Regions from separate parts of the Homo sapiens genome. Here region 2 is linked to region 1. The links are chromatin loops, found by intact Hi-C in ENCODE. Cell type or tissue: MCF 10A. All regions are shown on one strand. Links, peaks and the distances in the headings refer to the core of each region. The heading gives the core; the rest is flanking DNA. Region 1 has its middle 22 kb from the start of POMP. Region 2 has its middle 24 kb from the start of MTUS2.

What was found. A loop is a pair of places that touch in the nucleus more often than their neighbours do. Peaks named below come from ENCODE experiments on the same cell type or tissue, not always from the same donor. Only the 100,000 strongest peaks of a DNase experiment are listed, where the experiment ranks them.
Region 2: it touches region 1 in a loop (8-fold over the local background); 3 of 110 quality-filtered maps call a loop at or near these places.

The regions. Positions count from the first base shown.
Region 1 is chr13:28,632,991-28,641,180 of GRCh38, forward strand. No RefSeq gene overlaps it. Among named protein-coding and RNA genes, the nearest start is that of POMP, 22 kb to the right of the region's middle. In MCF 10A, for the core only: a CTCF peak has its summit at 3,901; a DNase peak (open chromatin) is centred at 3,911.
Region 2 is chr13:28,792,430-28,800,619 of GRCh38, forward strand. No RefSeq gene overlaps it. Among named protein-coding and RNA genes, the nearest start is that of MTUS2, 24 kb to the right of the region's middle. In MCF 10A, for the core only: a CTCF peak has its summit at 4,416 (motif pointing left); a DNase peak (open chromatin) is centred at 4,392.

The DNA of each region.
Region 1 (8,190 bases), core at 1,941-5,940:
CTTGAAGAAACATTTCCTCAAACCTCACCCCAACCTGCTCTCAACTCTTCAAGTCACTGACTTTCGTTTCTTTAGTCTTTACCTTTGATCCTTATTTTTGGGCCTAACACACACTGTAAACTTCCAGGCTAGAAATACGGGTTCTCTTGACAGAGCATTTTTATTTTCTGTTTTAGTGATCAGCTCACCCCTCTCCCAATTCCACGGGACCTTTAGCTGTCACATACTTTGGCCTCAACTCTGAAAGCTGCATCCTCAACTGGAGCATCAGAGATTCCAGGCAAGGACTCCTTAACTCTGTTATTTTTATTTATGTATTTATTAGAGACTGGGTCGTTAGGTTCCTCACACTTGGCCTTGACCTCCTGGCCTCACGGGATCCTCCCGCCTCAGCCTCCTGAGTAGCTGGATTACAGGCACGAGCCACCACGCCCTTTTTGTTATTAGGGACACAGTCCTCCCCAGCCAGCACCACTCATAGAGTACCAGCCAGCACCACTACCGTAGAGTAAGTAGCTTGTAAACAAACAAGTAAACAAATAAACAAACAATATATATTTCATGTGTTTATATATAAATATATGTATATATTTGTATAAATATATGTGTATATATAAATACACATATTTATATATACATTTATATATACACATTTATATATACATTTATATAAATATACACATATATACATTTATATAAATATACACATATATTTATATATACATTTATATAAATATGCACATGTATTTACATATACATTTATATAAATATGCACATGTATTTACATATACATTTATATAAATACGCACATATATTTACATATACATTTATATAAATACGCACATATATTTACATATACATTATATAAATATACATACATTTATATATGCATTTATATAAATATACATACATTTATATATACATTTGTATAAATATATGTACATTTATATTTACATTTATATAAATATATACATATATTTGCATATATACATATATTTATATATACATTTATATAAATCTATACATATATTTACATATATACATTTACATATAAATACATATTTCATATATACAGTTTCACCTGAGGCCCTAGTAACCCCAGCTATAGTACTTGGAACAAAATCCCTGAGGATTTACTCGAGAACGCACCCTCAGTTCTCTTTGAGAAATCATACAGGATGACAGTTTCCAGAACACTGCTTATAGGAAAACATTCTCCCAGGTTTCAAATGGGAGAGGGCTGTATTACAGAAACTATAAACTCTTCAGCTCAACCTCTCCTGAACATGACTGTGGACGTTCAGAAAAGAAATCCAAGAAGACTGAAGAGTCAACGTGAATTCACTAAGTGCAAATCAGGCCAGGCTGACCTTGTTTCCGTTTTGGGGTGGGTTGGTAAGTTAGAGAAGCAAACCTTACCCTCAGCTCTCAATACCCTGGTGTGTAACAATTAGTGGAAAAGGAGGAAGGAAGGGTTATAACCAGTCTCCAGAAAATTATACATAATTCAACCTATATTAATCTGTTTCATCCCTTTAAAATGTAAAAGAGAAAGCTCCAAACTGAGCAATTGTTACATTCAAATACTCTTTAGAGGGCTTTGTATAGAAGAAGGATTAGATTTCAGAGGGCAGAGCCAGGATAAGTGTGTGCAAATTACAGGGAGGCAGTATTGTACCCCAAATAGGGGGAAAACTGTCTAACGCTTAGGACACTGTTTCTTAAACCTGAGTCATGTACAGACTCCCTAATAGAAAAAATTCTCGCAAATTTCCAGGGTTTACGAATTGTTTTTCTATAACAGTTCTTAGTTATGGACAAACATACAACTAGGTATAAAGTTCTTATGCTTACAGTTATACACATTTACAAATTAAGTTTGTAAACTGAATGTATAAATGTATACATTAAAGACAAGCAAAGCTACAATGTCAACAATATTTAAATAAACAACCTTCTTTTAATGGGAGAGATGATGTTTTGCTGAAGCAAAATCGTCATTCAGAGCATGAATATGGTATCGATGGCTTTTGCCTTGGGCAGTTGTAGACCGCCGTGTGAATTGTGATAACACAAACCAAACACATTTCTTTTTCTGAACCATAGAGAAATCTTCATTTATGAAGTATGCTATAAGGTTACTTTCCTTCACTAAAATTGACATCATGGTTACCTATTAGGACCAATTCTGTTCTTTTTTAATTCACTCCCAATTAAAGTGGATCTACTCTCCTAACACATAAACAAAAATGAGCACTGAAAGATACCTTCTGGTAGCCCTCAGATAAAAAGTGATTACTACATTCGCCAAAACTCATAGAAAATACAATCAGGGTGAACCCTAATGGGAAGGCTGAACTTTAGTTAATGATGTTGTATCAATTTTGGCTCACCAATTGTGACAAATGTACAACACTAATGTCAGATGCTAAAAGTAGAAGAAATTGGAAGCCAGGCATAGTAGCGTGCACCTGTAGTCCTAGTTACTCAGGAGGCTGAGGCAGGAGGATTGCTTAAGCCCAGGAATTTGAGGCTGGAGTGTGAACTGCCACTGCACTCCAGCCTAGGCAACGTGTTAAGACCTCATGTCTAAAAAGGAAAAAAAAAAGTGTGGGGGAGAGGAAATTAGGGATGGAGGGCCAGGGGGTATATGAGAATTCTCTGTGCTTTTTGTTCAATGTCTCTGTAAACCTAAAACCGCTCAGGAAAAGAAGAAGTCTACTAATTTTTAAGAAAGTGGTCACCATAAAGTTCTTATGTATTAGTTCTTTTTAGATTATTGTCCACATGAAAAGACAACTATTTCTAGATCTTGTATGAAACTCTTGTACCTCCAAGAATAATTCTATATATCTCAGGGTCTGTACCGTAGTTTTTAAAAATGCTGAAATTGAGAGTTCAAGAATGGAACGAAGTATTCTAAAAAGTCGTTAGAACTTCTTTACTCAAAGTGTTTCAGAAAATGCCTAGAAGGTCATCTTTTAGAGAAGTTCTTCTAGGGATTTTTGCTTTTGGAGAGAGGTCAGAGCACAGGATCTCTAATTCCAAGATTATATAATTCTACTTGGTGTTTTTTTTTTAAGATTTAGCTTTGAATTCATTTGCTTTTACTGCTACTTTTCACAGACTGTGCAATGGCCCAATGTCAGAACCATGAGGTGATGAAATTTGTAGCTTTCTAAGGTTTTTCTTATTCCCACAATCCTGTTCAAATAGCAACAATTTCATTTAGGCCAAACCAATTGCTAATTTTTGGTCCTGGGAAAGGATAACTAATAAACCTCACATCATTCCAGTGAACCCAGATTGCATTCCTTTCTGATGGCTTATCACATTGCACTCTGGGTTAAATGCCATAGTTATAGCTCCATTTACATATTTGGGTAATCCATTTTCTAAGTGTTCTCTTAAAGAAAACCTAGAAAACGTTTCTATTTCTTTATTCCCTTTGGAAAATATTTCCTTGCAGGAATCTAAGGCTAGAATTGAATCTGTAAAAGGACTCTTGTAATTCTATACTTTTTAAAACCACTGTTTGAATTTTGTTGAATTCACATACGTGCATTTTCGTTTAGTTTTAGCAGACAACACTGCCATGATAGGAGTTGTAACGTCATAGGCATTGAGTAGGTCAAATCTTTTGGCACTGGGTCTAAAGATTTGATTCCTCCAATTGGGGTGGTATTGCTGAACTGCGGTAGAACTGTTTTCCATTAGAAAGTAAAGAAGCTGGGTCCTCGTCATAAATGTGGGTAGCTGAGGGAGGAGTACAGTCACGTTTTCTGATTTTCAGCCTGTCTTTCTCTGCTAGGCAGCATTCGCCCCCTGTCCCATTACATCAGACCACTCACGATTCTGACCTGGAACTTCCAGAAAGAATGGCTGGCTTGGAGGCATGGCTTCTTATCACCACCCACTGTCTGCTCCAAGAACTGCAGGAGCATTTCAAAACCACCAGGGCAGGTGACTCTCCCAACCGCAGAAAGAGGAAATGTACTAGAATAGAAAGAAAGAATAAAACGGAAGAACAAATGAGCATCTGAGGAATACACCTGAAAAATGAATCACCAAGGGAAACCCGTTTCTATCTTTATTTTGATGTTTCCAAAAGGAAACCCGTATTTATAAAAGATCACAACCAAAGTTCAATAGTCTGAAATGAGATGATATTTTCAATATAAAAACAGGATCTACTCATTTTTCTCAATTCATATTAAAAACAGTTGTTTGATAGCATTCCCATGGAGACATGTAAATTTATTTATTTTTTCTAATTGTTATCCCAGTGTGCTCCTGTTTGAAAGCTATTACAAAATTAGGCCGGGCACGGTGGCTCACGCCTGTAATCCCAACACTTTGGGAGGCTAAGGCAGGAGGGTCGCTTGAGCCCAGGGGTTCAAGACCAGCCTGGGCAACATGGCAAAATCATGTCTTTACAAAAAATACAAAAAAAAAAAAAAATGAGCCGGGTGTGGAGGCACATGCCTATATTCCCAGCTACTTGGGAGGCTGAGGCGGGAGGATCACTTGAGCCTAGGAATTCAAGGTTGCAGTAAGCCATGATTGTACCACTGCACTACAGCTTGGACAACAGAGTGAGACCTTGTCTCAAAATAAATAAATAAATAAATTAATTAATTAAGCTATGACAAGGTTAGCATCAATATATTTTTGAAAATAGTAGCAGTCTGAATACAGACAAAACACGCCTCCTTGATTTGAGATTCTGCTTCTTTTTCCACTTTACTGTTAATTCCTTTTTTTTTTTTTTTTTTCATACTTTCACCAGTTTCAGGAAAGGGTGGGTTAGAGTCAGGGGCTTCCTGAAGCTTTTCAGAACAAGAATTCTAATGAAGCAGTGTGTTCAGAGGGGGGTCCCCTGAGAATCATGTTTTGGAACATACCGACCTCATGTGGTATTATCTTTGCTACACTTTGCAGTTTCGTGTGAAACTTATTTTTGGTCTTTAACAAAGCATGTCCATGTTTATCTTAAATGCTGAAAAAGTTTAATAGTTTAAAACAAAACTTTTTAAAATAATTAAATATACAATGAATGCTGAAACATAAAAGTCAGACAGAATGTTACCTTAACAAGAAAGGGCTTCCTAAAGATCAAAAGATTGCTGTTTGTTTTATTTGCTAAAGACAAATAGCAAGTACTTTCACTTTAGGGGATTCAGATTGCTATTGAAGGAGCCTAGGCATTTTTGTTGCCCCACCCCCACCTAGATAAAGGCTTCCTCTACCTCATTCATAGAGTGGGAAACTTGCTTATTGATACTAAAAACATTGACTGCGCATTTAGAAAAATGGAATGCTGACATTTGATTAAAGATAGTATAGGATTCAAGCCAATGGCATTTCTGACCATGTCTTTCAGTCTTACTTAAAATTAGAGGGGAAATAGACACTACCTTGGGTTTTGCCTTATTCTGTGTACGGGTAGTAAGTAATTAGTGCAGCACTGAGCGGGAATGAATTATACTGAGTGCCAGTGCTACCAAGTTCCACCCCCTCTCATGTTGAGTGGGATTTGTTTGTTTTAATTTTTTGTAGAGACAGGGTCTCACTATGTTGATCAGGCTAGTCTCAAACTCTTGGCCTCAAGCAGTCCCCCTGCCTTGGCCTCCCAAAGTGCTGGGATTACAGGCATGAGCCACCACACCCAGGCTTAAGCTGATTTTAATGCCACCTTTAATAAAGAAGAGAAGAAACAGGCTTTTCAAGAATAAAAGCTCTCTTTCCCTCTAAATATTTCCAGATTTGGGTTTTTTTTTTTTTTAAAGTCAGTGATATTAATTAAGTCAGTGATGGACTGCTATGTCAGAATAGGACAAGATGAAAATGTACCCTCAGTCCAATCTAATCTGCAGTGGCCTATAAGAGATGGGTTTGTATAATGGTGGTCCCTTTCTTTACGGGGCTGTTTGCATAAAGCAAAGCAACTTTGGATGATGTAATATCTGGTCATTTCCATCTACAGCTATCATATGGGCCCTATATAGTCCTGCAAAGAGAAATAACAGTTCTTGTCTTGTGCTACCTCGAAATAGCTTCAAAATGTTTGCTGTTTTTTATAAAAACTTCAACAAATATTTATTTTGCACATGGCTAGATCATGATTTCTGGTTTTTGTTTTGTTTTCACCTCATCGTTTGTGGGTTCTCTACCCAGGCAGTATAGTAAAGTTTTTAAGAGCTTGAGCTCTAGAATCAGATAAACTGACTCTCACTTACTTATGTGATCTGAGCAGATTAATGAAGCTTTGTAAGCCTAATTTGCTCATTTGCAAAATGGCAAATATTAGTAGTCCTTCACTTGAAAGGTTGTTGTGAGGATTGAACATGTGTAAGGAGCTCGGCACAGGACTCAGATAGAATCCATCAAATAATAACTTGTTATAATAAAAAAGGACATATGTCCAAGTCCTTAAATCAATTACAAGGAACCTAAAAGACTTTCTGCAGCAGTTGAGGGAAATCAAACACCACTTCTCTTTTCAACTCGCTTCCTTTCTGTTATCAGCTCATGGGATTACATGGCTGTTCTCACCAGCATGCATGTTTGTAAGCAGTCTACAGCTCATGTTGTGAGGGCAAAAGATGGAAGAAGGTCATGAAACAGAGTGACCCTCATCCATATAGAAATGACAAAATATGCATGCAGAACCTATCATTCTTTAAGACTCTAATGAAATCCGGCTAAAGGAAATTACAGTGCGTGATAAATGATATTCCATGATTTCAGGAAATCTTACCAGAAAAACCCAAAAACCTCTCATGGTTGGGTAATGCAAAGATTCTAAAATACCAGATACTCCCCAGATCCCCAGATCATGGCTTTGGATTGTATTGAACCAGCAAATTATTTTGTTTTGCTTAATTTACTTTAATGGGAGGCAGTATGGCAGAGTGGTGACATGAGGTAGCTCAATTGTTGTTGTTTTAAAAATTGTTTCATAATTTTGCTATCAATAATTGCTTGTGATTCTTGAGTAGCATTCCATAATTACATGCTCATAAGAATGGTGGGAAAGGTAGTGCATGTGTATTTGAGATAATAAAAGATTTTAAAGTATCAGAGGGCTGGAGGCAGTGGCTCATGCCTGTAATCCCAGCACTTTGGGAGGCTGAGATGGGCGAATCACTTGAGGTCAGGAGTTTGAAACCAGTCTGGCCAATATGGTGAAACCCTGTCTCTACTAAAAATACAAAAATTAGCTGGTGTGGTGGCGCATGCCTGTAGTCCCGGCTACTCGAGAGGCCGAGGCAGAAGAATGGCTTGAGCCCGGAGGTGGGGGTTGCAGTGAGCCGAGATTGCACCATTGCACTCCAGCCTGGGTGACAGAGCGAGACTCCATTTCAAAAAAAAAAAAAAAAAATCACAGTAGGAGACCACTACTTTCTAAGGGAGGAGTCAGAAAACAGGAATAGTGATTTATTTAGACTAATTCTGTTATGTCAGGCATCTAAAAGAATTTAGTTTGAAGAAAGATTTGGGTTTCTATGAGAATGTATGAAAGCTCTAATTTATTATCTATTCAATAATTTTATATATAGATTTTTATTGAACTGAAAAGATAATTTTAGAAAATCCTTCATTTCCTCCACAGCATGGTTAACATTAATATTTAGACTGAGTTTATGAGTGTTTTCCCAGCATTGATTTCATAGTTCCTTGTCAGTTCTGGACGTAAAGGACAAGCTTTGATCTGAAGTGCGGCTGATTCAGTATGAGGGCAGATTGTGCTATGGAGATGGTTTTATGATATCTCTGTTGGGATGTTCTTTACAGTTACATCCTGACCTGCCGAATTATTAGTAAGTAGACAGTCATAGCTCCAATCCCATAACTCGACCACAAAAATAGAATTCTAGCTTCTTTTAATATGAACATTATCTAGATAGGACTATATCTAGGTCTTTCCTGACAAGTTATATGATTTAGTGCTTTGTTTCTATGAACTAAAGTTAGAAACTCGGAGTGACTCATTTTTATTTTTTTTTACGCATCTAAGTGTACAAGGAAATCAGACTGCTTCTGGTGTTGCTTTCTTTAAAAGAAAAAAAAAAGACATGCTCGTTGTTGAGTATCCTTTTTAGGTCAGCAATTCTTAAGTGCAGGACTTATTGGTATCCGAGCGGAAAGGCCTGAAGCTCTGATTTATCACAACTCCCTGTGAGTGGA
Region 2 (8,190 bases), core at 1,923-5,922, 160 kb after region 1:
TATTACTTGCACTTAGTTAATGAGGATCAGATTTTAAATACCTCTGTAAGACTTTTCCCCCTTTTCTGACTTTGTGTTCTTAAATGAGTAGATTAAGAAATCTTATTTATTTAATTTATCATCCCTAGGTACTTGGCATTGACAACTGGATTATTATTACTATTATTAAATTTTTTTTTTTCATAGAGTCAGGGTCTTGACTTGTTACCCAGGCTGGTCTTGAACTCCTGGGCTCAGGCAATCCCCCTCCTCAGCCTCTGAGTGTTGGGATTGTAGGCATGAGCCACTGGGCCCAGATGATAACTGTATTATTTAGGGAATTGGGTATCAGTCATTCATTCAACATATATTTCTTGAGAACTGCCCATGTTACAGACACAATTCTTGATTCTGGAGTTCCAGCAACAAACAGGGCAGACAAGATCCCTTTCCTGATAGAAAAGGGTGAGAGGCAGAAAACAGACAAGAAAACAAATATACCAGAAAATATCAGGCCAGTTGTACCAGGTATAGATTTTACTTAATAACAACAGAAACTGGCTTTAACAAAAGGCAAAAGAAGGATTTTACTGGGAGGATACAGAGTTGTTCACAGAATCAAAGAAAAGGCTGAAGAACCAAAATTTGGAAGTTCCAAAACCAGAATAACTTTGAACATCTAGGAAACTAGAAGTGACTGACTTTCTTTTTAGGACCGCACTGGAATCAATGAGCTCCTACTAGTACTTCCTCCTGGGTCAGGATGCCAGAAAGAGAAAGAGTGAGCAGTTGGTTGGTCTGGCTTCAGTCACTTAACCGACTCTTGGCCAGAGTAAGACATACCATGTGCATGAGCAGTTTCTCCATCTCCATCTCCAGTGGAGAGAGTGGTAATTTTCCAAAGCCAAACTGTTTCTCAGTTGCAGAAGAAGAAATGGATACTGAGCAGTCAAAAAGGACAGATGTCCCCTGATTTTAAGGCAGTTTACATAGAAGAGGCTTAGGGGTTTTAGTTTTTGCAGGTGTTCAAAAAATGGGTGTGATTTGGTTTGCATTAATTAAATTCACCTGGGTTTCAAGCAAGCAAAAGGTGATAAACCCATAGTTCCCTAAAGTGGTGAGAATAGAATTGAGAATTTAAGTTTAGTAATTTTGAGAAAGACATTGGTAAATTGAAATATATCAAGGGCAATCAGGTAATCAGAAGGATCTGGAAAACTTTATCTATGAAGAGTAAAGAAACTGCTTTAAATACTTTGGAGCCTCTGAAAGAAATATTAGCTGTCTCACTATTGTCATGTATTCTAAATAAGTTAAATAGTAAGCTTCATTCCCTCTTTAAATTTAATTTATTATAGAATTTTATTATGTCAAAGACTTCATTGTAGAAATTACTTTAAAATAGGTATTTCAAACTGAAAATTTGTTATTTCTGAATTTTTGTTTATGCTTCTGTAAAATGAATTTGAACCAGATCGCCTTTGGAGTCTCTCCTAGTTTCAAAATTCTGTGTTCTACAAATCCTCTCATTTTTACCAATCTGTTATAAAGCAACTATGTTGTAAATAATAATATTATTAACATGGTACTTTTGCTTGCCAAAATGTATACTATAATATTTTTGTTTTTTCTAACAGTGTTAAATTAATCTTCTTAATCTCCTTTTAAGTCAATAAAAGTCAGATGGAATTTCTTCCATTTTAGAGATTAGGAAATGAGAAACAGTGGTTCATGACAAGGAGAGGATACATTTCATTTTGTCTAGTGACCCTGAAGTGTATTATTCTTGTCCCTTTTGTAATCATTATACATCTACTATTAGATAATCATGTATCCAAAAGTTATCTGTGGTGCAAAGTCTACTTGGTTACTTAGTTGTGGCAAGGTTTTAAAAACAGTTAAAATAAAACTTGAGCATAGGAACTTGACGATAAAATCTAAGATCTTCATTTCAAGGGGAAGAAACAATTAGAATTTGGAATTTAATTAGGAAAACACAATTAAAGGGATGCAGTGTCTATTCTCCTGCTGAATATTAAAGTTCAACACAAAGGCAACCCTTACGTGAAATGTAGTTGTGGCTAATTAGCTGCGGTAATGGGCTGGAACAAGTGACTTGTTCACAGATAGACAATGAACTCTTCAGCGGCCAGAGATCAACGATCATTTAGGAAGCAAATGCTTAGAATCACATGGCTTAGAATATGCTTGTCTGGTGCAATGTTTCACAATACATAGTACACTCCCTATGTTTTCTCTCCATATTCGATATGCAACTGCTAAGAAACATTATATGCTTGGCCTTATTAATAAAGAATTATTGATATGCTAACCCTGAACTGAAACCAAAGCAAAGCGGACTGATCTCTGGAAACAAGCTGAGTAAACTCCCAAGGTCTTGGGCCACTAAGTAGAGTTGCTAGAGACAGTAGGTCTCTTCTGCTGCCTCCTGACCTTGAATATAAAACTACAAGCTCAGGTTGCAGACCACATGTTCAGAAAAGAATGATCTCTGAAAACAGCACAGGATAAAACTCAAAAGAGCCTTGGGTCTTGTAGTTTTGGCTCTGCCACTATGAGCTGTGTGACGTTCTGTAAGATCTTTACTTCTCTGGGCTTTCTGTATTTTACCTGTAAATGGCATGATTAAGTCACTCTCTAAGGGTGTTATAAAAATATCACAGCTTAGGAGATGGGAAATATAAAGATACTATGTGAAGCTGGCATTCTTTATTAGGGCAAATCTGCAAACAAGTAAAGAGTTCTTTCCTGTACCAGCCACTCAGTGACTTACTTACTTAAGTCCTGCTTGGTAGCAACCCTGTCCTGGTTCTTCCTTGGTCTCATTAGTAGGCACCTTGCCATCAGCCAGTAGGTTATCAAGACATTTATTCTCACTTCAACATTTGAGTGTTTACACATACTAGCAGTGGTTCTAGGAGCTGCAGATAGTCATGAACAAAAAAACTCCCCCACAAATCCTGCTCCCATGGACAGTCTATTATTAGTAGTAGTAGTATTTTTGTAGAGGCAAGATCTTGCTATGTTGACCAGGCTGATCTGGAACTCCTGGCCTCAAGCGATCCTCTTGCCTTGGCCTCCCAAAATGCTGGGATTACAGGCATGAGCTAAGGTGCCTTGCCAGACTGTCCAGTCAGAGCAGATAGACCAAAAGCAATCAAATAAATACACAAGACATCAGGAACGGATGATATGCGATATGAGGAAAAATAAAGCTGGTTAAAGGGTGAGATGTGCCTGGAGGGGGTTGCTATTTTAGCTGGAGAAAGCGTCCCTGATCTGAATGAAGGGAAGGAGGGGTCCTCATAGTCTCTGGGAAGGAGCAGTCCAGGGAAGCACACAGTTAAGGGCCCTATGGGAGAGCAAGCTTGGGTGTTCCAGGAACGTGGTGGAGATCAATATAGCCAGAGCCAGCAGGCAGAGAGGAGATTCTGTTCCTGATGGTAGTGAGCATCCCGGGGTGTAACAACCCCTTCTCTTCCAGGAACTAGAAAGCAGGCAGGTGACAGCACAGTCTGGGCTTAGGTGTACCAGCTGGTTGGCGTTGGTTAGGCTCAGAGAGTAACCAACCCTCTGGACAGGTGTGTGGCGAGGTACGCCGGCAGGGCCCCACGCTCTTAGGGGCCCCCCAACTTGGGCTTCAAGGCTCCATGGACACCATCTTGAAATTCTCAACACAGTTATCCTTCCTTTTGTTCTGTAAGTGAAGTCCGGGACAATGGGGCTTGTTCCCCAGGGCCTGGAGGCTCGGCTCCTGTGCGGTCCTGCCTCCTGCCTCCTCCCCACCTCGCGGACTTGGGTCTGGGTCACCTGTTCCTGCTCCTGCTCCTGCTCAGAACTGCTGCTGCCCTTCATCCTGAGAGGCCCGACACGGTGCCCCTGCCGCCCTCCACCAGACGGGCAGGGCAGGGTGGGGGCAGGGCCAGGCATGACCCTCTGCACGCCTAACCACAGGGCGGGCCCTTGGTGCCCTAAGGGTCTGTCCCCAGCCTGCCAGCATCTCTGTGCGTGAGGGAGTGTGACATTAAATAGCAAACAAAACATCTGGACAGGTCAACTGAGAGAGACTGCAGAAGAAACGCTTTTTTTCTCTTTTTTAACAAGGGACCCGCATTTCCATTTTATGCTTGTCCCTGGGTGATCTTCTTGACCAGGAATGATGTCACCCACCCCTTGGCCGCCGCTTTCTCTCCGTGGACCTCCGGTGAAGTTGGCTTTTTTTTTTTTTTTTTTTGAGACGGAGTCTCCCTCTGTCGCCCAGGCTAGAGCGCAGTGGCGCGATCTCGGCTCACTGCAAGCTCCGCCTCCCGGGTTCACGCCATTCTCCTGCCTCAGCCTCCCGAGTAGCTGGGAAGATGGCTTTTAAAGCGGGTGAACACTCTTGCACTTTCCCGTGGGGGCTGTTGCCCTCTGCTGGGCAAACCAGGAATTAGCTCTACCTCAAAATCTGTGAAGAAAATGCTCCCTATTCCAGTTTCAAAACCCAATTTGAGACAATGGTTTGAGCATCAGTTTTCTCCATCTGCACTTTTGAAGGCTGCTGCAGATTTGAATAGCCAGTTCTAAAGTGAATTACCTTGTAAGCAGGTGACTTTTGCTTAAAACCAAGCAGTCACAAACTTTAGTATCCAGATCTACCATGTAAAGTACAGCAGAAACACAACATGTTGAGCAGTTGGTTCCACTGTTGAATTGTGCCATCATATAACCTTGCTTACTGTGTGTGAAGTATTCTTCATAATCTTTAAAAGTTATTGGAATGGGCCTACACCTTAATGGTACTTTTGTTCAGGGCTTAAATAATGTAATCAGGCCAGGTGCGGTGGCTCACGCCTGTAATCCCAACACTTTGGGAGGCTGAGGCGGGCGGATCACGAGGTCAGGAGATCGAGACCATCCTGGCTAACACGGTGAAACACCGTCTCTACTAAAAATACAAAAAAATTAGCCAGGCGTGGTGGTGGGCGCCTGTAGTCCCAGCTACTCGGGAGGCTGAGGCAGGAGAATGGCATGAGCCCGGGAGGCGGAGCTTGCAGTGAGCCAAGACAGCACCACTGCACTCCAGCCTTGTCGACAGAGTGAGACTCTGTCTCAAAAAAAAAAAAAAAAAAAATGTAATCACTCCCATTTCCAAGTTCTCAACATGTGGTGACTTTTAATTTTATTGGACATAGGGAGAATTACCTGAGAAATAGTACTTTAATGATTTTAAGGCATAAAGAATTTTATATTTAACCATTAAATCACGGACTCTATGATAACCTTTCTTTTCTGGCAATGATGGTACCAAAACCATAGGAAAATACTCTGTTAAACCTGGTGGACTTTTGCTGTCTTTTCCCTATTTCACTCTGTGTGTGTGTGTGTGTGTGTGTGTGTGTGTGTGTGTGAGAGAGAGAGAGAGAGAGAGAGAGAGAGAAATTGTAAAGCATAAGTAAAAACTGAAAGATGGCCAGGCAGTGGCTCATGCCTGTGATCCCAGCATTTTGGGAGGCTGAGGCAAGTGGATGACTTGAACCTCTGGAGTTTGAGACCAGCCTGGGAAACATGGTGAAACTCCATCTCTACAAAAAAATACAAAAATTAGCTGGGCATGGTAGTGTGTGCCTGTAGTCCCAACTACTCAGGAGGGTGAGTGGGAGGATCACCTGAGCCCACTGAGATTAAGGCTGCAGTGAGCTGTGATTGTGCCACTGCACTGCAGCCTGGGCAACACAGGGAGACCCTGCCTAAAAAAAACTGATGAAAGATGAGCTTCCTCTGTGTATAAGCACAGGAGTGTGATTTACACCACGGAAGTCCCTGTCTAGACTCTACTGTGTGCTAAGCACAGTGGCATGCGCTTCATACATTTTGTCTCATTTAGCAACATTGCAAGGCAGATATTGTATTTCCCGTAGAAAACTGACAATCAGTGAATTTAAATAATGTGCCCTAGGTTGTTAAGCTAGAAACTGATATTTTGCCCTCAATGCCAGATCCACCTGACTCCAAAAACCCCTGTTTTTCCACTGTGCAATGTGGTTGCCTAATGAATGATTCTAACCCTGGTTAGTTTTGTAGAGAACTAAAGCCCTAAGCAGGTGTTCAGGGGAAGAGCTGGACTTGGACTCCATGTTTCCTACCCTAATCCAATTTATTAAATTGCTAGAATAACTTAGCTTTAGGAAGTGGGGATGATCCTTTAAAATTCCCCCTTTCTTATCTCCTATGTGGTGTTTGGGTCCTCCAAAAATTATCTAGATTGAGAGATATAAAAGAATGACCATTTTGGCCAGGAGTGGTGACTCACGCCTGTAATCCCAGCACTTTGGGAGGCCAAGGCAGGCGGATTGCTTGAGCCCAGGAGTTCAAGACCAGCCTGGGCAACAGGGCGAAACCCTGTCTCTACCAAAAATACAAAAGTCAGCCAAGTGTGGTGGTGGGTGCCTGTAATTCCAGCTACTCGGGAGGCTAAGGAAGGAGAATCACTTGAACCTGGGAGGTGGAGGTTGCAGTGAGCCAAGATCACACCACTGCACTTCAGCCTGGGCTACAGAGCAAGACTCTCTCTCAGAAAAAAAAAAAAAAAAAAAAGAATGACCATGTCAACAACAGTTGAAGTGGATTATATATTGATCTTGGTCTAACTGTTCTGGAGAACAGAAGCTAAGCAAATAGGCCACCCACTTTAACATCAACCAGTGTAACCATCCAATGAGTTGATCAATCAGCCAATATTTATTGAGCATCTCCTATGTGATAAGGACCAAGATAGGTATTAGACAACTGGAAATAAATAAGGCATGAGGTCAGCCAAAGGGGACGAACAAACATGTAAACAAAAGTACATTGCAATGCAAGTTCTACACACACACAGCTACGGGACTACAGAAGGAAGAGCAACAGATTCCACCTGGGAGAATGGGGGAAGGCTCCCCTGACGGACACTCACCCATGCCAGCATACCTTCAATATGGAGAAGCCATTTGCATGACATGTTTCTAGTTCTTTTAACAACAAAGTGTATATTCTTCCATTCCAGATTGTACAGGCAAGAGATTTCATAAGATAATCTAGAAACTGGAAATAGTAAATTTTTTTGAAAGCAGCTTCATTATTTTGGCTAATAAGTAACAGAGATGTGAATTACTATGAGGTTCTAGTAAATTTAGATTCTCTAGAGAAATTGGGCAGCAAATGAAAGCTTAATTTCAACTTGGTTAAACACAATGTAATTGGAATAGTTGCACTTTGGGAGGCTGAGGCGGGCAGATCACGAGGTCAGGAGATTGAGACCATCCTGGCTAACATGGTGAAACCCCGTCTCTACTAAAAATATAAAAAAATTAGCCCGGCGTGGTGGCAGGCACCTGTAGTCCCAGCTACTCGGGAGGCTGAGGCAGGAGAATGGCGTGAACCCGGGCGGCAGAGATTGCAGTGAGCCAAGACTGAGCCACTGCACTCCAGCCTGGGCGACAGAGCGAGACTCCATCACCAAAAAAAAAAAAAAAAAAAAAAAAAAAAAAAAAAAAAAAAAAAAAAAAAGAATTGGCATGCTAATTTAATTAAAAACTTAAGCCAGGTGCAGCGGCTCATGCCTGTAATCCCAACACTTTGGGAAGCTGAGGCAGGAGGATCACTTGACCCCAGGAGTTCAAGACCAGCCTGGGCAACAAAGTGAGACACTGTCTCTACAAAATAATAATAATAATAATAATAAATTAGCTGGGCATGAAGTCTGCTGGTTACACTGGAGGCTGAAGTGGGAGGATCACTTGAGCTCAGGAGTTCAAGGCTACAGTGAGCTGTGATTATTCCACTGCACTCCAGCCTGGGTAACAGAGCAAGACCTTGTCTAAAGAAAAAAAAAAGAAAAAAGAAAAAAATGAAAACAAACATGTCAGTTAAAACGGCAACTACTTGTATAATCTTAATGAGTTTTCAATTTAAACATTTTCCAATTAGAAATAGGATTAATTTTAGGGCTTTCATATGTATTATATTTTGAAGACTTCTTTAAAAATGACATAGGCTGGGCACGGTGGCTCATGCCTGTAATCCCAGCACTTTGGGAGGCAGAGGCAAGTGGATCACGAGGTTAGGAGTTCAAGACCAGCCTGACCAACATGGTGAAGCTGTGTCTCTACTAAAAATACAAAAATTAGCCGGGCATGGTGGCATGCACCTGTAATCCCAGCTACTCAGGAG